Regions from separate parts of the Homo sapiens genome. Here region 1 is linked to region 2. The links are chromatin loops, found by intact Hi-C in ENCODE. Cell type or tissue: mammary epithelial cell. All regions are shown on one strand. Links, peaks and the distances in the headings refer to the core of each region. The heading gives the core; the rest is flanking DNA. Region 1 has its middle 7.5 kb from the start of CTSV. Region 2 has its middle 70 kb from the start of CTSV.

Region 1 (11,261 bases), core at 1,690-9,689, 63 kb after region 2:
TGAACTCCAGCCTGGGCGACAGAGCCAGAGATCTTGTCTTTAAAAAAAAAAAAAAAAAAAAAAATTCTGGTTGACAGAGCAGGAGCACCATCATCTCAGACAAACACTGCCTCTTTAAGTTCCAGCTCCCTTTCTAGCCTCATGCATTTCAAGAAAATCACTTCTAACAACAAGCAGCCAGAAAAGCAGACAATGAAACACAGATAAGACAGCTCTGGCACAGAGCGGGGAGTGGGGGAAGTCTCTTGGGTAACTGCCAAACTTCACCCTCATACAATGGGCCCCAGTAAAACAGTGGGTCTTGATTAGCACATTCCTTTCCCTGCAGGGGCACTAAGATAGGAAAGCTAAAAGCAGACTCGGGGGATACGCCTGCAGCTGCAGGAAGATGTATGGGAACAGACACACAACTCTCCCTCCCAGATAAGCACAACAAAGAGATATAGAAGCAGTCCAAGCCTCTGATAAACTCTCCCATCTTGAATCCTTAAAAACTCTTAGTCTGTAAGAGAGTAGGGGCCAGGCACAGTGGCTCACGCCTGTAATCCCAGCACTTTGGGAGGCCGAGGCAGGTGGATCACCTGAGGTCAGGAGTTCGAGACCAGCCTGGCCAATGTGGTGAAACCCCATCTCTACTAAAAATACAAAAATTAGCCAGGTGTGATGGTGGGTGCCTGTAATCCCAGTTAATTGGGAGGCTGAGGCAGGGAGAATCCCTTGAACCTGGAAGGCAAAAGTTGCAGTGAGCCGAGATCATGCCATTGCACTCCAGCCTGGGGGACAGAGCAAGACTCCATCTAAAAAAAAAAAAAAAAAAGTCCTTTGACCTAACGGCCAGAATCACCTCTCAGGTTTATTTTCTCTAAAATATCAAGCCACCTTTTGTGTTTCTTTCTTCTTTTGTTAATTCTTACACCAGTAATTTTTACCTTTAGTAACTCAACAGCTCCACACTGTGCATGACCATGTGGCCACCCAGGAATCAAAGGATTCTGGTCTTATCCCTACCCTTGCATCCTTTCTTTCACCAAACCATGTGTTTCCATGAGCCAGAGCCAGTCTAACAAATCCCACTCCTCTGACACCAGATGTGAAACTGGAAAAACTCAAACTGTGTTTTTCTCTGCTTTCACACCAAAACAATCAACACAGAAGACTTCTGTGACTAAATAGGTGGTCCCCACCAGCAAATGAGCAATCAGTTTTGCAGTGGACACCAGCAGGGTGTTCTTCAATTTAATTCTGACACTATCTACCTGGAGACAACATCAGATCCCACAGGTTGAGGGCCAAGACCAAACCCCCACCCCTGAACCCAGCCAAAAGCTTGCCCTCTGGAACGTCTGCCCGACTGGCTTCAAGTGCATGTTCCCACAATGCCCTTTTTGGGTTTGATTAATTTACTAGAGTGGCTCACAGAACTCAGAAAAACTTACTTACATTTACTAGGTTATTATAAAGGATCCAGTTGAAGAGACGCGCAGGCCAAGGTACGGGGGAAGAGGTGCAGAGTTTCCACGCCTTTTCCATGTATTACCCACCAGGAACCTCCGTGTGTTCAGCCATCTGGAAGCTCTCTGAATCCTGTCCTTTTTGGATTTTTATGGAGGCCTCATTATGTCAGCATGATTGATTAAACCACTGGCCATTGGTAATCAATTGAACTGTGAGTCCCTCTCCCCTCCCTAGAGGTTTCGGGGGTGAGGCTGCAAGTCCTACCCCTCTAATCCTGCCTTGTTCTTTCCTGTTACCAGCCCCATGCTGAAGCTATTGAAGGGCTGCCAGCCACCAGTCAATCATTAGCAAACAGAAAGACACCATTTTGGTGTTTCTAAGGATTTTAGGAGTCATATGTCAGGAAACAGGGTCGAAACCAAATATATATTTCACAGTTTCACAAGTGGGATAGCAGGTGGGCAAGAATGGTTAAAGCAATAAACATGGTCAGTATATAGAATTTCAATGGCAACAATTTTCACAGAAAAGTTACTCTGCCTTTGGATTGAATGTCACTTCTCAAAGATATGCCAATTTTCATGGGAGAAATTTCTATAGATGGCTGACTATATCAACACTTGTGTTCGCTCGTTTAATTTTTATTTATTTATTTATTTAGACAAGAATCTCACTCTGTCACCCAGGCTGGAATGCAGTGGTGCAATCTCAGCTCACTGCAACCTCTGCCTGCCAGGTTCAAGCAATTCTCCTGCCTCAGCCTCCCTATAGCTGGGCCTACAGGCACATGCCACTATGCCTGGCTAATTTTTGTTTTTTTAGTAGAGACAGGGTTTCACCATGTTGGCCAGGCTGGTCTCGATCTCCTGACCTCAGGTGATCCACCTGTCTCGAGCCCCCAAAGTGCTGGGATTACAGGTGTGAGCCACCATGCCCAGCCTCTCATTTAATTTTTAATACTACCTTATGGGGTAGTTGATATTGTCCACATTTTGTAGTGGATGAAACCAAAGCTCTGAGAAAGTAAGTCAGTTGTACAAAATTTATGCCTACCAGAAATGGGATTGGAAATAGCTACATTCCAAAGCCAGTGATAATTTGGGTCAAGGAGTACTGATAATTGTTGCTCCTATTGGTTCATTTTCTACTGAGCTTCTTTTTTCACTTACTATTATTACTTTTATTATTATCTTGTGATTTCATTTCACAAAATTATAAGTTTGCATTCCAAAAGCACCTAGTTCCTGGCTCGATCCTCATCTTTGCAGGAGATTCTGAAGCTTAATTGCTTTACATGTTTCAGACTAACCACTGAGCTTTTTTCATTTAAAAATATTTAATTGATAAAGATTGTATCTATTCAAGGTGTACAATGTGATGTCACTGTTTCAGTGCAGACATAGCTGTAACATAGAGAGCTTTTAAAATGAAAGCTTTTGGATAGTCTGTCAGTTTGGTTGTCAAAGTTTGGTATTTCCAGCAAACACTTATTTATCAACTCACTCTTTTATTACCACAATCAAAATAATAAATAGTAAGAAGGGATAGCATACATGATTTATTTTTCAGCGCTTCTCCAATCCAAAAGAAAAAAACAAAAGTATAAAAACAAATGAAAGATCACAGAAGTCCCCAATTTTCTTCTCTTTCATCAGTTGGGCAAAATAACAAAATGTTCATTTTCAGATGGCAACTCCCCTTTGTGCTTACAGAAAGGCTTTGTTGCCTGTTGGGTGCAAAGCTTCTATCTCTGTTACCTAGGGTATAATGCCCTAGGATCTCCTAGATCCTAGGGGAAATGGAACATTATTATCTCAAATGGATTTATTATGCTGCATATTCTTGGATATCTCTAGATCAGATACTAGGTTAAGATGCGTCTTACCTTAAGTAGCCTCTGTGCTCATTTGTACCATTAACTTCATGCATCCTAAACTGTTTTCTTCTCAATGTCCCTCCAGGGCTCTCTGGGGTAGGAGCAGCAGAAGAGGGCCCCACCTCCCTGGGTGTGAAAACTACTGGGATCAGGCAGGAGTGGGAGCCACCTGGCCGGCCATCCTGAGAAGTCACCTCTACAGGCCTCTTGCATTGCCCTAGTGGACTCTGGCAGAGTTCTAGCATTCCTGTGGATGGGGTGCTGAGGCTGTACAGGACCCTTGCTGAAGATGCTGGCTGGCTCCTGGTTGTGGGGACTCTCTAAGAAACAGAGGACATCGGCCTGATGCATGGCTCACACTTGTAATCCCAGCACTTTGGGAGGCCAAGGCGGGCACATCACCTGAGGTCAGGAGTTCAAGACCAGGCTGGACAACATGGTGAAACCCCACCTCTACTAAAAATACAAAAATTAGCTGGGCATGGTGGAGGGCACCTATAATCCCAGCTACTTGGGAGGCTGAGGCAGGAGAAGAATCGCTTGAACATGGGAGGCAGAGGTTGCAGTGAGCCGAGATCGTGCCATTGCATTCCAGCCTGGGCAACAAGAGAGAAACTCCATCCAAAAAAAAAAAAAAAGAAAGCAACAGAGACTTCTAAGCTCCCTGAGGCATTTCTAAGCATCTAAAGGACAGCAAGGAGGATCTAGGATTTGTGTGTTGTGGGGGCAGAGGAAGTTTCCCAAGTTCACCTGAGGCCCACTGAGCTCTAGGCCAAGTGCCAGTTTCCATAAAGTTGTAGCCAAATTAGCAACAATTCCTCTCTTAGCCTAAAAATTGCCATTCTGCGATGCTATTTACTGGGCATCTATCATACACTGGGGTCCCCAGTGCTATAAAACAAAGTCTTTGTCCTCAATTCACTTGGTTAAGGAGAAAGAATATGCAACTTAGTTTTGCTTGCCCTCCCAGTGTAACTAAAACACTTTCCTTATATCATTCAAATTATCATTTAGTTCCATTTCTCTCTTTGAACTTGGAGAAAAACTCTTTTTACCACTATCTAATTTTTCTTGGTCAAATTTCTCTCAGTTTCCTCAGAGCCATGCAACCATCACCAGATGCTAACTCATGAATGTTGCGTATCAGCAACTTTCTACACAGAGTGCATGGAAATTTAGAAGCTGAGGAAGTGTGCATGAGGAGAAGGGTGCTGTGCAGAGGTGTGGGTGGGTTGAGAGGACACGCAGGCCATATCCGCAGTATAGAAGCTAATTAGCCTGGGAAAGGTCAGCTTGTATAGTCTTTGCTCCATTGATAGCAAACCTGAGGTGCTGGCCGAGGGAACACAGGCAGAACCACCCGACTCCAAGCCTTGCCAAATCACCTGTGCCTTCTGCCATCGCCCGACTCTTCCTCCTAGAGTGGGAGATAAGTATCTGGGCAGAGGATCTTATGAACAGAAAATGCATTTAAAACAAGCAATTGAGGCTGGGTGCAGTGGCTCATGCCTGTAATCCTAGCACTTTGGGAGGCCAAGGTGGGCGAATCACCTGAGGTCAGGAATTCGAGACCAGCCTGACCAACATGGTGAAACCCCGTCTCTACTAAAAATACAAAAGTTAGCCAGGTGTGGTACCAGGTGCCTGTAATCCCAGCTCCTCTGGAGGCTGAGGCAGAAGAATCTCGCTTGAACCCGGGAGGCAGAGGTTGCAGTGAACCGAGATAGCGCCACTGCACTCCACCCTGGGCGACAGAGCCAGACTCCATCTCAATCAATCAATAAAGCAATTGTTCCTCCTCGGATCAGAACTGTGAGTTTTATACTGAACTGTTACATGTTGTTTCCTCTTTCTATCTTAGCAATGATCAAAAAAAGATCAGATTCCTTTTGCAGAGGGTGGGCTAGTTCTCCTAAGGAGAAGCTGGGTCCTCAGTGGATCCTCTGGATTTGAGGATGAAGTTTAGAAGTGCTTGGGACCACAGCTGTGGGTCTGATTTGAGGACAAGAAAACCAAAACAAGGGGGCAGCACTGGTGTGGGGAGGTGGGAAGGAGAAAACAAGGAACATAAAAAACAAAACCACCAATGTGGAGTTTGTAGCTCAGAAAAACTTTCAAGCTTATACGGAGAAGATTTCCCTGTTTTGATTTATAAGGGGATCATACAGAGAATCACGGATGCTTGATTATCTGGTTCTATTTCCTTTCTGTGGTCTCAAATTTTTTTAAAAGAATATTTTATGTGTTTGTTTTTAAAATTGGTGAATGAATAGACCTCACTTTTTATAATACCTGGGCTTCTCAGAACCATGAGTCATTGACGTATTATCATTGGAGCCAGGCTTAAAATCTGACATTTAATTAGCACAGGTAAGAGGCAGAGCCTTTGTCTCCTAGAAATGATCAAGCACAAAAACACCCACGAAGAACCGGGCAAAAACGCCCTCCTGGAAGCTGGTGGGGTAGGAAGGTGTGGAGGCCCAGTCCTGCCTGGGCAGCCTGCCTGCTGCATGACTCACCTGTCTTCTATTCCTTTCAGTGTGAATCCAGCTGAGCCTCATTCACACTGAAGTGGAGAGACTGCCCTGGGGAGCCTCGGGGCTTTACCTGCACGGCCTTGGTGCTCACATTCCAGCTCTCTTAGTATCCTCTGGCTCCCAGAGTCCAGTTTGCCAAGCAAGTGATGGGCACTGGTGGAGGGACCAGGCAAGAGCCCAAAAGCTCAGCTTCCTTGTCTAAGCCCTGATGGCCTAACGTGCATTAAGTTATTTATTCACTTTAGAAAAGAGCCTGTCCCCACCCTTGATTCTGTATCTCCCACTGCCCTGACCACCCTCATCTATGCCCTGACCTAAAATGGGGCATAGAAGAGCCCGCATCTCTTAGGGCAGTGGTTTTCAAAGTGGGTTCCCCTGCATCCCTTGTGAAGTTTTGTTTTTTTTGTTTTTTTGTGTGCGTGGTGGTTGTTGTTGTTGTTGTTGTTGTTTGGGGAGGGTGGGGGACGGAGTCTTGCTCTGTCGCCCAGGCTGGAGTGAAGTGGTGCTATCTCAGCTCACTGCAACCTCCGCCTCCCGGGTTCAAACAATTCTCCTGCCTCAGCCTCCTGAGTAGCTGGGATTACAGGCGTGCACCACCACACTGGCTAATTTTTGTGTCTTTAGCAGAGACAGGGTTTTGCCATGTTGGCCAGGCTGGTCTGGAGCTCCTGACCTCAGTGATCCGCCCACCTCGGGCTCCCAAAGTGCTGGGATTACAGGCATGAGTCACTGCGCCCAGCCCACCTTGGCAAGTTTTTAGAAAGCAAATTCTGGAACCCCGTCCCAGACCTACTGAATCAGAAACTGGGGGATATGTTCAGCAACCTGAGCTTTCAGGAGCCTCTGGGTGATTCTGATAAAGCTGGTGTTTGAGAACGAGCATCATAGGGTTGTTGGGAAGATGACCTCAGGAGCACGTGTGAAATGCTCAGAACAGTGCTCACACCTAAGAATTCTTTAGCTATTGGAAACCCAGGAAGTCACAGATAGAGACGCTCTTCCTCTGGAGCAACCCCAGGACAGGTGCATCTGCAAGCTGAGCCTCTCACAGCACAGAGCCTTCTCTGTCTTCACCACTCACTAAAGTGACACGGGGTGTCAAGGGGAAAAAATGCAAGTTCCTACATTAGTAAGGAAAGACTTTATTAATACAAGATATTGCAACAAGGAGATGCTCAAAGCCGAAACCAGAAGTGTCTCAGGAAAAGGGTGGGTAAGCAATGCTTTTTTATGCAGAGACCATGGGACAGCTGGCTGTGAAAAGAATAAGGAGGGGTTGTAAAAGCTGCTGTGTGGGGATCTTGAAACTTTTTTGTTTTTTGAGACAGGGTCTCCCTCTGTTGCCCAGGCTGGAGTGCAGTGGTACAGTCATAGCTCACTGCACCCTCAACCTCCTGGGCTCAAGCCATCCTCCCACTTCAGCCTCCTGAGTTGGTGGGACTATACGCACGCACCGCCAAGCTTGGGCTATTTTTATTTATTTTTTGTAGAGACAAGTTCTCCCTATGTTGCCCAGGCTGATCTCGAACTCCTGAGCTCAAGCAATCCTCCCGCCTCCGCCTTCCAAAGCGCTGGGATTAGAGACATGAGCCAATCACTAGGCCTGGCCAGGGTCTTGAAACTTAAAAGGCCGTGTCAAGCATTGCAAGGGAAACACAAGGCAGAAAATGTTGCCAGTACTCAGGTACATGAGGCAGGGATCTGAGGCTGAGATGGAGCAAAAAAGTCACAGTGTGGGAAGTTCCCAGGGAGTGTAGGGTCCAACTCTCTTAGTCAAGCCAGCCTTAAGTTATTTTATTTTATTTTATTTTATTTTTATTTTTTAATTTAATTTTATTTTATTTTTTGAGACAGAGTCTCACTCTGTTACCCAGGCTGGAGTGCAGTGGCATGATCTCGGCTCACTGCAACCTCCGCCTCCAGGGTTCAAGCAATCCTCCTACCTCAGCCTCCCAAGTAGCTGGGATTACAGGCGCCCGCCACTAAGCCCAGCTAATTTTTGTGTTTTGAGTAGAGATGGGTTTTCACCATGTTGGCCAGGCTGGTCTCAAACTCCTGACCTCAAGTGATCTGCCTGCGTCAGCCTCCCAAAGTGTTGGGATTACAGGCATGAGCCATCGCGCCTGGCCAGCCTCAAGTTATAATAAACACAAAGTTTTTATCAGCATTGTCAAGAAACTGATTTTAATTTTGCCACGTGTACCAGGATGTTTATAGCCCCCACTGACAACAGGTCTTAATTCCTGGCCCCTGAAGCTGTTATCTTAAACAGCAAAGACTTTGTAAATGTGATTCCATGAATAGTTCTGAAATGGAACGGTTATCCTGGGTTACCTGAATAAGCCCTAAATGCAATCACAGGGTCTTTATAAGAGGGAGGGAGATTAGACACAGACAGAAGAGATAGCAATGTAGTCACAGAGATTAGAGTGATGTGGCCACAAGTCAAGGAATGCGAGCAACCACCAGTGCTGGGACAGGCAAGGCACAGATTCTCCCCTAGAACCTCAGGAGGGAGGAAGGGAGGGAGCCCTATCACACCTGGTCTTTAGCCCAATGATGCCTGTTTAGGACTTCTGGCCTCCATAACTGTGAGGGAATAAAGGACTCCTGTTTCAAGCCACCAAGTTTGTGGGGATTTGTTATAGCAGACACAGGAAACGAATACACCTTGTTTCTTGAAAGGACTTTTTGAGGTTTGAAGAATTTTTCAGATTTGGCTGAGAGTTTGTGGATTACTGTTTTAGAGGAGGGGAGAAATTCCACCATTTCTCTTGTGAATTGGTTTCCTTGTTACTTGCTATACAAAGATGCTTCACCATAGTTCCATTTAAATATATCTGTCCTGTTCAATTTGCTATAGAACTGAAATTACTGTAGTGAACCACATATTTAAATATGGAAAGGCTGAACCTCAGAAAGCTGTTAGGAAAGCTAAGAATGTGGAAGTGAATGCTCATGCTACACCAGAAGAGGAGAACTGGTACCGAGTAAGAGCTGAATTCTCATTGATTGATTTACGTGCTTGATGAATTGGCTGATAGTTTAACTCTACAGGAAAAGCACAGTTACAGTAACCAAGAAAAGTAGTTATTTCATAAGTGGTTTTATATGAACCTCAAATCATAAACAGGCTGTTTGCTATACGATTATCAATGGTGACAAACCATTTTGCAAGTGGACAGTTTGCTGGATAATGCTTCTTAAGAGTAATTCTTGGCTCAGTGAATTTAAACAAATCGGAGGGGGTTATTATACTGGGGAGAGGTGTTAAGTGATGTCAGGGTCTTGAATGCCACCACACTAAGTTTGCCAGTTCCCCTATGGTTTAAAATTTCCGGAGACTGGGTAAAGAATCACATCCTCTTTTATTTATTTATTTATTTTTGAGACAGAGTCTCACTCTGTTGCCCAGGCTAGAGTGCAATGGCGCAATCTCGGCTCACTGCAACCTCCACCTCTCCGCGATTCTCCTGCCTCAGCCTCCCAAGTAGCTGGGACTACAGGCATGCACCACCACACCTGCCTAACTTTTTTTGTATTTTTAGTAGAGACAGGGTTTCACTATGTTGGCCAGGCTTGTTTCAAACTCCTGACCTCAAGTAATCCACCCACTTCAGCCTCCCAAAGTGCTAGGATTACAGACGTGAGCCACCATGGCTGGCCTATATCCTCTTTTAATAGTGAGTAAAAGAAAGCTACACAGATGCACGTGAGAATATACTTTCACAGGCACTGCGTTTTAAATAGGAATCAGGAAGTTCTGCCAACTCCATTTTATTAAAGGCATAACCAAGGCTTGGTTGCTTCACTAACATGTGACTGTTCTAAAAATTATCACTCATCAAAATTATTTTGCAAAGAAATAGGAATAGAAGAGTAGGGAAAGAAACAAATATTTAAATACAACTGTCCTGGCTAGTAATACCACATTTCTGTAATGCATTTTTTTACAGATGTGTATAAATAGATATAAATAGGTGTCCTAAGTTGGAGCAATAACGTCTTCCACCCTCTTGCTTATTGGCTTTCTCCCATATTTCTTCTGCATTTACATATTTCTGGTATAATTTTAGATTTGGGGCACACTTGGTTTGAAAAGGGTCTATGTTTTCTCCACTACTTTTGTCTCACATTCCAAAAAACAAAGGGGATGCCATTCTTCAGGGCAGCACCTGCCACTCATCTGCTGTCAGGCTATTGCTTAAGGCACAGATCTTAATGGCCTGGCAGGTTTCTCCACCCTACAATCTTAGGGAGCTGTGGCCCAAGGGCAACTGTAAAACCCACGTGTTAGAATAACTTAGCTTTCTTGTGATAGACTGAGTAAACAAATAGACAATGGCCATAGTATATGGCAATAGAACTCTGACCCACAGAAGAAATGAAGCATAATATCTGCAGAGACCAACTCAGAACAGTCAGGACTTACTCAGTGGCTGACAGCTTCCTCATTTTTGCCTCTGCTTCCAACCCAGGACAAACCAGAAAAACCAAATATACTCCACAAACAAATCACATAAGACGCTCCATCTCTAGTTATCCCTCCTTCAGCTTCTCCATGACGACACTCTGCAAAGAGGACATAGCTGAAGTTGCCCCCTTTTTCCCCTAAAGCTTTTCTTCTCCCTCGTCTTTGAATTATCTCCTTTGTTATAGCAAGTTCTGAATATATGGCCTCTGTTTGTTCTTAGGTGGTGGTCTTCATTTATTTCCACATGTGAATGATGATTGTGTTCAACACAATGATTAATTTTTAAAAAAGAAAAAAAACAGCTATTTGCAGTACAAGATGCTTTTTTTTTTTTTTTGAGACGGCAAATTTGCAGTACAAGTACAAGATGCTTTTTTTTTTTTTTTTTTTTTTTTGGGACGGCATCTCGCTCTGTCACCCAGGTTGGAGTGCAGTGGCGCATGCTCTGCTCCGCTCACTACAACCTCAGTCTCCCAAGTAGTTGGGACTACAGGCATGCATCACCATGCCTGGCTAATTTTTGTTTGTTTGTTTTGTATTTTTGGTAGAGGTGTGATTTCGCCATGTTGCCCAGGCTGGTCTCAAACTCCCAGGCTCAGGAGATCCACCTACCTTGGCCTGCAATACAATATACTTTTGTATTTTTTATATAACCACCTGACAGCTTTGGCCCCTAGTTGTATTTGAGAGGGAAAAGCTGCTATTTATTTAAAGGAAGGACATATAATTATTAATAAATTGATTTTTAAAAAGATGTATTTGCCTGATGGTGCTTCTGAAAAGTTGTCAGTTTAATTGTTTTTAATTTGTTAAAAGAAAATCCATAGCCAAATTAAATTTAAGAGAATTTAATTGAGCAAAAAACAATTCGTGAATCTGGCAGCCTCCAGTGCCAGAGTAGGCTCAGAGAGACTCCAGT
Region 2 (11,261 bases), core at 1,122-9,121:
GAAGTTGCAAGTAATTTCATATATTCCTCATTTTTTCTTCTGTGCATTCTGTCTTTAGCCATTGATTTATGAATGGTCCATGTAATAATTTAACCTTGTATTTCTCATATATTTTTAAATATTTTTCTAGTTTGTCTATTCTTTTTAATTATGCTGTGCTATGCATGAAGAATTTCTAATTATTTTAATTTAATCCATTTAATTTTTCTTTTTTTTTTTTTAATTTGAGAGAGTCTTATTCCGCTTCCCAGACTGGAGTTCAGTGGCACGATCTCAGCTCACAGCAAACTCTGCCTCCCAGTCAAGTGATTCTCCTGCCTCAACCTCCAGAGTAGCTGGGATTACAGATGTGCACCACCACGCCTGGTTAATTTTTGTATATTTAGTGGAGACGAGGTTTCACCATGTTGGTCAGGCTGGTCTCTAACTCCTGGCCTCAAGTGATCCGCCGGACTCAGCCTCCCAAAGTGCTGGGATTATAGGCGTGAGCCACTACGCCTGGCCTCTTTCTTTTCTTTTTTGATTTGCTTAAGAATTCCTAAGACCTCTCAAAAAACATGAAATTTCTATTATAACATAATTAATTGTCCAGCTGTTAAGAACTTATTTTGTTTGTATGTAAAAATTGTCAAACAACTTTATAGCCTCCAAATAATTACCTGGTTTCCACAACACCATTCAGTAAATTATTCTAAATTTTCCACCAAATTTATAGCATCAAATTATCAGGTACTTTATTTTTATTTATAATATAATTATTTTCTTTTCTCTGTGTTCTATTTCTTTTAGTTATCAGGTTATTTCTATACTCATAACTTAATTATTTATCTTTTTTTATTACTACATGAAATGCATTGCATATACAAAAGTTCATGAATGAACTTTTCTTTTCATGATGAACTTTTCCAGTGTAACTTATTGATTATACTTTCCTATTTATTACTCCAAATTAATTTCAGAATATCTTTTTTTTATAACATATTAGCTCCTTGAATACAATTCTATCAATAAATTGAATTTGTAACATTTGGCAGCTTTTCAATACTTAATCTTTTTTCCATCACCCTCATATATTTTTCTAGGATTTTAAAGTTTTCTTTATGTCATTTCCTAAGTTCATGGGTTCTTTTATCCGGTTTATTTGTACTTCTCTGTGTTTCTAAAACATCATAGTTGCATTGCTATTTGGGTAGAATCCTTCCTCTGAATATTCCCTAATCATTAGCATGAACACTTTTTGCCTACTTCTTTGTTCCTAAGTTATGGGAGTGCCTGTTGTGCTTTGACCTTTGAAGGAGCATTTTATTTATTTTTATTTTATTTTTTATTGTTTTTTATTTTTTTGAGACGGAGTCTTGCTCTATTGTCCAGGCTGGAGTTCAGTGGCTCAATCTCGGCTCATTGCAGCCTCCACCTTCCAGGTTCAAGCGATTCTCCTGCCTTAACCTCCCGACTAGCTGGGATTACAGGCACGTGCCACCACGCTTGGCTAATTTTTGCATTCTTAGTAGAGACGGGGTTTCACCATGTTGGCCAGGCTGGTCTCAAACTCCTGGCGTCAAGTGATCCACCTGCCTCGGCCTCCCAAAGTGCTAGGATTACAGACATGAGCCACCATGCCCGGCCTGAAGGTGCATTTTAAATGTCAGTGAAGGTCGCTGAATTGGGGAGAATGAAAACACACAGAGGCTTGGGATTAAAGCGGGCATGATGGGGAAGCAGAGGGGCTTTCTCCTAGTGTGTTTCTCTTCCCTGTGGGGAGTGATGAAAACAAGAGAGACATGAGGGGTGGAAACTGGAAGACTCTTCACTGCTAGGTTTGCCACAAACGGCTGCAGAAACTTTCCTCATCATCCATAAATTTCAGTTTTTTCATTTGTAAATGTTAATGCTGGGAACAGATCATCTCTTAGGTTCCATTTAGAGCCCACAGAGCCCAATGGTGAAGGGCCTGGTCCCAGGAGGCATGCTGAGCAGAGGCTGATCCTTTGCTGAGCAGAGGCTGATACTGTGCCTTTCGGGTTACTCCAGGCAGGTCAGTGGGAAAACTTCAGTTCATTGACAGGGCCTTAATTGTTGGGACCTTGTCAGACACCCCTTTGCAGACAGTGTCACTGAGACTGCGGCTGCGATGATAATCACAGCTGGCGTGGGAAGGTCTTTTCCAGGATCCTTCCCTATATCTGGGGACCTTCTCTGTCATTGCCCTCTAGGACCCTGCTCTCAAAGGCTCCGTGTGTGTGGGGAGGCGGCTGCAGAACAGCAGAGTCCCCTTTGGTAAGAGCCTCACCTTTCCAAGTCTCTGTGCGTGAGGAATGCACAAAACAGGGACGTGTTCCAGTAAGTTATAACGGTGTATTAGGTTACTGTTACTTTGTGGTTGTTGAGGATCTTGATGGTATATTAGCTAACATTGTCTTAGCCAGACACGCTCTTTGGCATTTTATGTATAGTACTGTATCAATTCTCACACATCTATTACGGTAGCTGTAATTATAGTCCCCCTCTTAAAGATAAAGAAAATAAAATTCTGATTCAGAATATTGCTTGAAGTCCACAGTGGGTAAGTAACAGAGCCTGGTTATAATCCCAGTGAATTTGAGTAGTTTTAAATAAACACCTTATTATGGAAGTTTTTTTCTGGCATCCATGGTTTCTGATGTCACAGGAATTGTCCTCATATAGGAAATAGAGCATTTCTCTCTGGTTTTTTCGAGTTTTCGGAAATCTGGTCATGGTGTATCTGGACATGGATTCATTTGAACATGACCTCTTAGTGGTTATCTTATCTCCTTGAATTTATGTATTTCACCATGTTTGTGACTTTTTTGCCACTATTTGTTCAAAAATATTTTCAGTCCTGTACTTTTTTTTTTTTTTTTTGAGATGGAGTTTTCCTCTGTCGCCCAGGTTGGAGTGCAGTGGCATGATCTCGGCTCACTGCAACCTCCGCCTCCTGGGATCAAGCAATTCTCCTGCCTCAGCCTCCCAAGTAAGCTGGGATTACAGGCATCTGCCACCATGCCCGGCTAATTTTTGTATTTTAGTAGAGACCGGGTTTCACCCTGTTGGCCAGGCTGGTCTCAAACTCCTGACCTCAAGCAATCCACCTGCCTCGGCCTCCCAAAGTGCTGGGATTACAGGCATGAGCCACCACGCCCGGCAGGTACTCCAATCATTTGAAAGTTAGACCTTTTGTTATTTTCCCACAGGTCTCTGAGGCTATATTCACTTTTCTCCATTGTGTTTTGTCTCCTCTATTCTAACAGGACAATTTCTGTTAAACTTGTCTTCAAGATCCCTGATCTTTCCTCTGTCATCTCCATTCTCTTGAGTCTGTCCAGTTCAATTTATTTCTATTTTTTTCACTTCTAAAATTTTCGTTTAGTTCTTGCTAGTATCTTTCATTTCTTTGCCATGAATTCATATTTTTCACTTGTTCCAAGTATGCCTGTAATTGCTTGTTGGAGCACTGTTGTGATAGCTACTTTAAAATCCTCATCACATAATACCAACATCTGTCTCATCTCAATGTTGGTGCCTGAAGATTGTATTTTCTTGTGCAAGTTTATTGTTCTATAGTCCTTGGTATAATGAATAACTTTGGACTGTATCCTGAATGTGCTGAGTATTATTATACATCATGAGACTGGACACTCTTCACACCTGTTATTTCAACAGAGTCCTTAGACAGAGAGTCCTCAGACAACAACAACAGAGAGTGCTTAGGTTCATAATACAGCTCAGTGCACTTTTTGGGCTGTGGTTCAGCTCTCTCTTGATCTTTAAATGCTTTGCGGTGATGCTCAGGCTTTCCCCGCTTGCCTGCTTCCCAGAGCCTCATCTCACACCTGTGTGAGTTCAGACCAGTGCTAAATTCTCACACATTCTGCTGTGTTGTTTCTGGTCCCTTTCAGGCACAGACTGCTCAGATTTCTGCCCAGAAATTCACACACACATCGTGGAATTGTCCTCAGTTTTCAGGAGTCAGCTCAAATATTACCCACTCAGAGAGGTTTTCCCTGGGCCCTTGTCTAAAGTTGATTCTTCTAGTCCTTTCCATTGCTTCATATAATATTTTCATATTTATCCCAACTTTATTCTATGTTTCCTTACTTGCTACTAGTCTATCTTTTCACTCCCGCCTAATAAAATATTAACTACGTAGAGATAGGGATTTTTTAAACTAATTATTCAGGACCTAACACAATGCTCGACAAATATGCTCATATTTCAAGAAATTTGTACAATATCTGCACTACAGTAACTGCTCTGTATACATTACCTTGTTCAGCACAGTTTTTCTGATGCTAAGTATACAATTTTAAATTTTCATTTTAACTTTCTTTTCTCAGAAGAAAATTTATTCATATTAACTAAATATTTAAAAATCACTCTTGATGGATATATAATATTCTATTACAACTAATATTCTACTGATATAACGAGTAAGCCCTTGAACCCTGGATTTATTGAGCAAATATTTAGTAGGCTTTAAATCTAGCTGGGACTATTGTAGGTAATTAAAGACACATACAAGACTCCTTTCTTTGCTGGGTGCACTGGCTCATGCTGCAATCCCAGCACTTTGGGAGGCCGAGGCAGGTGGATCACTTGAGGTCAGGAGTTCGAGACCAGCCTAGCTAACATGGAGAAACCCCATCTCTACTAAAAATACAAAAAAATTAGCTGGGTGTGGTGGTGAGCACTTATAATCCCAGCTACTGTGGAGGCTGAGGCAGGAGAATCACTTGAACCCAGGAAGAGGAGGTTGCAGTGAGCAAAGATCGTGCCACTGCACTCTAGCCTGGGCAACAGAGGGAAACTCTATCTCAAAAAAAAAAGAAAGAAAAGACTCCTCTCTTCAAATAGCTTACATTCTAGTTGAGGGAAGGAGTTAATAAGTAAACAAATTAATAAATAGATTAACAAGATAATCCAGTGCATAACAATTGATGTGGGAAATTAGAGTAAGTATATGGAGAGTGACTAGGGAGGTGGATTATTGGGTACTTGAGACAAAGATGAGTTTCCAGAGAGAAAAACCAGACGTGTCAGAAGTCCAGGAAAGGACCTTTCAGAAACTAGTCTCTGAGCAGCACATCTTCTTTTGTTCAAGAAAGGGTAGGAAGCACAGTGTCGCTAGAGGGCAGGAGCAGAACAGAGGAAGGAGAGGGGTGGTGCCACCGGGCTTTGTTGTGGTCAAGGAATCTCTTGTATTCTAATTGAAATTGGAAGCCCTTGGTGACATTTGATGCATGTCACTGTACTTCATTTTTATTGCTGTGTAGTTTTCTGTTGTATGAATATCCCAATATGTATATACCTGTTCTAGATTTGATAGGCATTTGGTAATTCTGGGGTTTGGGCTATTGTGAATAACTCTACTATGAACATTATTGTTCATGACTCTTGGACATAAGTACCCACTTCCTTCCAGTGTATGCCTAAGAGTGATTTGCTAGGTCATAAGATGTACACGTATGTGTGTATATTTGTGTGTGTGTTTATCTTTAGTAGGAACTGCCAAAATATTTTATAAGTCACTCAAACAATTTATCCTTTTACCAACAAGGTAAGAAGTTCCAGTTGATCCAAATTCTTGCCAAACTCAGTACTTTAGGCCTTTTAAATTTTAGACATGATGGTAGGTGTATAGTGGCATTATTGTTTCATTTACATTTATCAGGTGACTAATGATGTTGAGGACTTTTTTATATGATTAGCATGCATGCAGATATCCTCTTTTGTGAAATAGATTTTCAAGTATTTTGTCTATTTTTATTTGGGTATCTGTCTTTTTAAGTTGATTTCTAGGAGTTCTCTATATATTTTGGATATTAGTATCATCGAATATATGTATTACACATATCTTCTCTCAGTTTCTGGATTCCTTTTACAAAAGATAATTATAGTAAAATCTGCATACTGTGAAAAGCAAGTTTGTAATGTACACTCCAGTGTGTTTTGATAAATGTTTATATCCATTCAAAATATAGAAAAGTTCCGTTACTACAGAAATTTCCTTTGTGTCCCTGTCAGTCACCATGCAAAAAATCATACCGCTGTTGCGATTTCTATGACCATGTATTTGTTTGGCTGTTCTTGAACTTTATATATAAATGAAGTCATACACAGTATGTACTTGAGTATGTCTGGCTTATTTTATTCTGCATAGTATTTCTGGTAGTCAGTCATGCTATTGCATGTATCACAATGTGGTTTTTTTTTTTTTTTTGGTCACCTCCATGTAAACTAAATGTATTCTTTTATTGGTGAGTAGGATTCCATTGTAGGAATATGCCACAGTCACTTTATTCATTATCCCTTGATGAATTTATGGTTTATTTCCAGTTTTGCTTATTACTAAGAGCAACTATAAATATTCTAGTACAAGAATTTTTACGATTATTTTTTCATTTTGCTGTGAGGAATTACCTAAAGTGGAATTGCTCTATTATGAATTAAGTGTGTGTTAAAGAAACTGTGAAAAGTTTTCTAAGTGGCCGTGTGACCCTCCTCCAGGCAGGACTTTAGAGTTCCAGTTGTTCCACGTCATCTCCAGCGTGCTCAGGCCTTCATCTCAGCCTTTCTCATGGGTGTGTGGTACTTTCTCATTGCACTGCGGACTTTGACTGCATTTTTTGCTGTTTGACTCCTGACAGTCTCACCCTTCCCTCTTCCCCCTATGCCCCACATGTGGGCAGACAAGAAATGCTGCTACTCCTTTCCTTTGGTGCCCATGGAAAGGAGATTCAGCCCACGCAAGTCCTTGCCCTCATGTGAGGCCTCTCACCCCAGACCACCCCTAACCACAATAAAATCCCAGAGCAGTCTCTTTTTCTTGCTCTTTCAAGTCATTTTGGATCTGCTCGAGAGTCCTGCCCTGGGCTTCCCAGAGAATTCAATTATGTCAGCAGTGAACCTTTTCGTATCTCTTGGTGTGTGTGGCATCGTCAGTCTCAACATCTGGGCCAAGTTTTGAGTGGAGGTCCCTCCTGCTTTTTTGGGGTGACCATGGCACTCACTGTGGTTTAATATGTTTCTCTGATGATTGGTACCATTGGGCACTTTTCCATACACTTGCATTCCTGTGTGAGGGTCTGTTCAAGCCATTTTCCCACTTATTTGGTTTGCCTGTCTTTTCTAAATTTAAAAATATTTGTTAATTCAGTCAAAATGACAATAAATCACATTTATAAAAATTACCTTTTTTAATGAAAAAAACTATATTTCCCAAAACAGAAATTGCATTGACAAGTTGTGTTGTTTTACATTCTTACACATCTCCTAAATGTCTGTTTCAATGGAAAATAGCTGACTTCTCATATCTACTTCTGCATTCATTATTTTTATTATTAATATTTGAGACAGAGTGTCACCCTTCACCCAGGCTGGAGTGCAGTGGTGCCACCTTGGTTCACTGCAACCTCTGCCTCCCGGGTTCAAGTGATTCTCGTGCCTCAGCCTCCCAAGTAGCTGGGATTACAGGCATGGGCCACTATGCCCAGCTAAGTCTTTATATTTTAGTAGAGATGGGGTTTCACCATGTTGGCCAGGCTGGTCTCAAACTCCTGGCCTCAAAGTGATCTACCCACTTCAGCCTCCCAAAGTGCTGGGATTATAGGCATGAGCCACTGCGCCTGGCCTATTATGTTTTGACATGTGGTTTTGATTGAAGTATATGAAGAAAATCTCACTTCACGTAGACCTTTAGTGGGAAAATGGAGTTTAATAGACTTTCCTGAGGATTTTCCTCTTGGATGTCAGACCAAACTCAACAAGTGATAGTTTTTGAAAGTTAGCTGCAATGTGGAGTCTGAAATCTTGTCAGTGAACTTTTTGTACACTTTTACATTAATATCCATTGATTATCTTGCACTTTGGCTCTATTTTCCTTGACATATTTGAAAATATTTTATGACTGAACTATGCAGAATTTTCAAATATTGACATTTCATACACTATCCATAAATCACATTCATTCATTTCACCACAGATCTCCTTAGAAACGTTAAGTCATCAGAACTTCTGAAGCTCACCTTCTGAATACTTAATGATTCCAAAGTTTTCCAAAGTTCTAATTTTTGCTTGAAAACATGAATTCTGTTAGTGGCAACAGTGATGGACTTGCATCCTTCATTTTCAAGACAGCTTCTGCTAACTATTCTAATCTGAAAAATCAGTTTGTCCACCCATCATTCTTTCAAACCAAATGCTGTTCCATGCAGCTGGTCCTGCCCAGACTCCCGAGCGCTGTGCCTTGAGGCAACCATCATGCTACAATACGCAGCAGCGAAGCTTTGTGGACTCCATGCATTTCATCACTCAGAATACTAAAGAGGCATTTTTTATAGGGGCAGGATGAAGAAGACTAATAAAAGTAACTATCTTTAGTGCCTCGTTTTCAGGACATTCTTTTTTTTTGAGATGGAGTCTCGCTGTGTCACCCAGGCTGGAGTGCAGTGGTGCGATCTTGGCTCACTGCAACCTCTGCCTCCTGGGTTCAAGCAATTTTCTGCTTCAGCCTCCCCAGCAGCTGGGATTACAGGTGTCTGCCACCATGCCCGGCTAATTTTTGTATTTTTAATAGAGATGGGATTTCACCATCTTGTCCAGGCTGGTCTTGAACTCCTGACCTCGTGATCCACCCGCCTCAGCCTCCCAAAGTGCTGAGATTACAGGCGTGAGCCACCGTGCCTGGCCGTCCAGGACATTCTTAAGAGAAATTGCCTTTTTTTCTTTTAATCCCCAGTGTGTGGCAGGGAAGAATGCTACCACTACTAATTTGGTGCTGGTGCCCCTGCCTTGATCTGTGCCCTGGTGCCAGCCATTTTCTGTCATGCCTTTTGCACCCAGAGTGCAAATATAAACAAAGTTGTTCCAGAACAACCATGATATTCAATAAAGTTATTTAACTCTGAATATTTATCACTACTTACATTTGTTGCTGAGCATTCACATTAAAAAAAATCCTTTGAAGAGTAGTGGGTGCTGATACAAGTCCAGCCAGGTCTGTAGATTTGCTCATTTGTTCGGTGAAAGTCAAATTCTATAAACAAGATACCAGCTCAAACCATATGTTTGCAGTTGAATCTTTAACTTGATGAGTCAGAGTAACATCAGAAGTGGCACTGCCCTGATTTTTCCTGATGTTTCACCCAGTGGGCATTCAGCAGTGTCAGCTACTCAAGAGAAATTGTCCACGTTAAATATGTGCAATTCCTTGTGTGTCAATTGTAACTCAATGATGCTATGAAAAATAAATTTTAAAAAGAGTTTTTTACTGTTTCTGCTTCTGTGTGGGCTTCTCCAGCCAAAGCACTATGATAATTTACCCTGTAAGAGATTTCAGTGAGTTTCATTTCAAGTTAGAAAAGCTGGAACAATTTTTCACTTTTGAAGAGCTCATAGTACATACATTTAAAATATTCCATTTTTTTTCTTTAAACACTGAATGATTAGTCTCAAATGTTACCTGACTTTTTTAAGTGATAATTTATTTTTTGATTCTTGATACAAGTTATTTAACAAATACCAGGCCGGGCACAGTGGCTCATGCCTGTAATCCCAGCACTTTGGGAGACTGAGGTGGGTGGATCACCTGAGGTCGGGAGTTCAAGACCAGCCTGACCAATATGGAGAAACCCTGTCTCTACTAAAAATACAAAAAAAATTAGCCAGGTGTGGTGGTGTATGCCTGTAATCCCAGCTACTCGGGAGGCTGAGGCAGGAGAATCCCTTGAACCCAGGAGGCAGAGGTTGTGGTGAGCCGAGATCGTGCCATTGCACTCCAGCCTGGGCAACAAGAGCAAAACTCCGTCTCAAAAAAAAAAAAAAAAAAAAAAAAAAAATATATATATATATATATATATACATATATATATATATATATATCTCAGTATTGCAGCTACAGTGTATTCTTTATCTCTGTTACTTGCATTTTTATTTTCTTCCTTTAAAATTTATTTTATTTTATTTTTTTAGAGATGAGGTCTTTCTATGTTGCCAAGCTGGTCTTGAACTCCTGGGGTCAAGTAATCTTCCCACTTTGGCCTCCCAAAGTGCCGAGATTACAGATGTGAGCCACCATACCTGGCCCATTTTTATTTTCTTCATGGTGCTTTTGCCTTTAGATGAAGAGAAGATTTTTAAATTTTCATAAAGTCCTATTTATAATTTTTGAGGAGTTAGTGCTCTTTTAATGTTATAAAGCTATTTCCCTTCTACCTTTTAGAAGTGCTTAAATTATGTTGGGCCTAAAGCTACCTCTTTTTGTATTTTAAATTTGAATCAAAAGGTCTCTCCATACATAGTGAACTGGAACAGATTGTAACCTACTCTTGTGCCAAAGGCTGCCAGCTGTTCAAACCATGTTCAAATAAGGCACATGCCAAACTGTAACCAGTCCAATTCTGTATCTCTCTTTTGCTTTCTGTAGGTCACTTTCTTTATTCTGTCCATAAATCCTCCCCCACCGTGCAGCAGCAAGGGAGTCGGTTCAGGGGCTGCCTGATTTGCAAATCGTTCTTTGCACAGTTAAACTCTGCTCAAATTAATTTGCCTGAAGTTTTTCTTCTAACAAAGCTTAAAAGACATATGTTTTATGCTTAGGTCTCTAATCAATCTCTAATTTTAAGTATGGTATGAAGCAGTAGTTCAGGTCCATTTCTTTCTGTATGTTTATTCAGTTTCCCCAGAAAAATTATTGATAAGAATCTTATTTCCCTCATTAAATTGCATTATTACTTTTGACAAAAAACAGCCAACTACGTATGTGTGAGTCTGTGGATTCTCTCTTCTGTTTCATTTTTCCCTTTGTCGGCTTTGCGTGAGCAGACAACTATCACACTGTTGGGATTACTGAAGCTATCCTAAGTTTTTGAATCTTTATATAAATGTTAGGACCAATGTTTTAATTTGTACAAAAATGCATGTTGGGATTTTGATGAGAGATTACATTGACTCTATAGATCTACCTTGTGCAAATTGAAATTTTAACGATATCCAGTACCTGATCTTTGTAAGTAGTGTATCCTTCCATTGATTGGTGGTTGTTGTTGTTGTTGTTGTTGTTGTTGTTGTTGTTGTTGTTTGAGACTGAGTTTCACTCTTGTCCCCCAGACTAGGGTGCAATGGCATGATCTTGGCTTACTGCAACCTTCGCCTCCCAGTTCACGTGATTCTCCTGCCTCAGCCTCCAGAGTAGCTGGGATTACAGGCGCCCGCCACCACGCCCATTTTTGTATTTTTAGTAGAGA

The links. Peaks named below come from ENCODE experiments on the same cell type or tissue, not always from the same donor. Only the 100,000 strongest peaks of a DNase experiment are listed, where the experiment ranks them.
Region 1: it touches region 2 in a loop (4-fold over the local background); 5 of 110 quality-filtered maps call a loop at or near these places.

What each region holds. Positions count from the first base shown.
Region 1 is chr9:97,041,051-97,052,311 of GRCh38, reverse strand. No RefSeq gene overlaps it. Among named protein-coding and RNA genes, the nearest start is that of CTSV, 7.5 kb to the right of the region's middle. In mammary epithelial cell, for the core only: a CTCF peak has its summit at 5,350; a DNase peak (open chromatin) is centred at 5,861; H3K27ac peaks cover 2,175 bases.
Region 2 is chr9:97,103,287-97,114,547 of GRCh38, reverse strand. No RefSeq gene overlaps it. Among named protein-coding and RNA genes, the nearest start is that of CTSV, 70 kb to the right of the region's middle. RefSeq lists an enhancer at 6,231-6,731. In mammary epithelial cell, for the core only: a CTCF peak has its summit at 5,149 (motif pointing right); a DNase peak (open chromatin) is centred at 5,147; H3K27ac peaks cover 469 bases.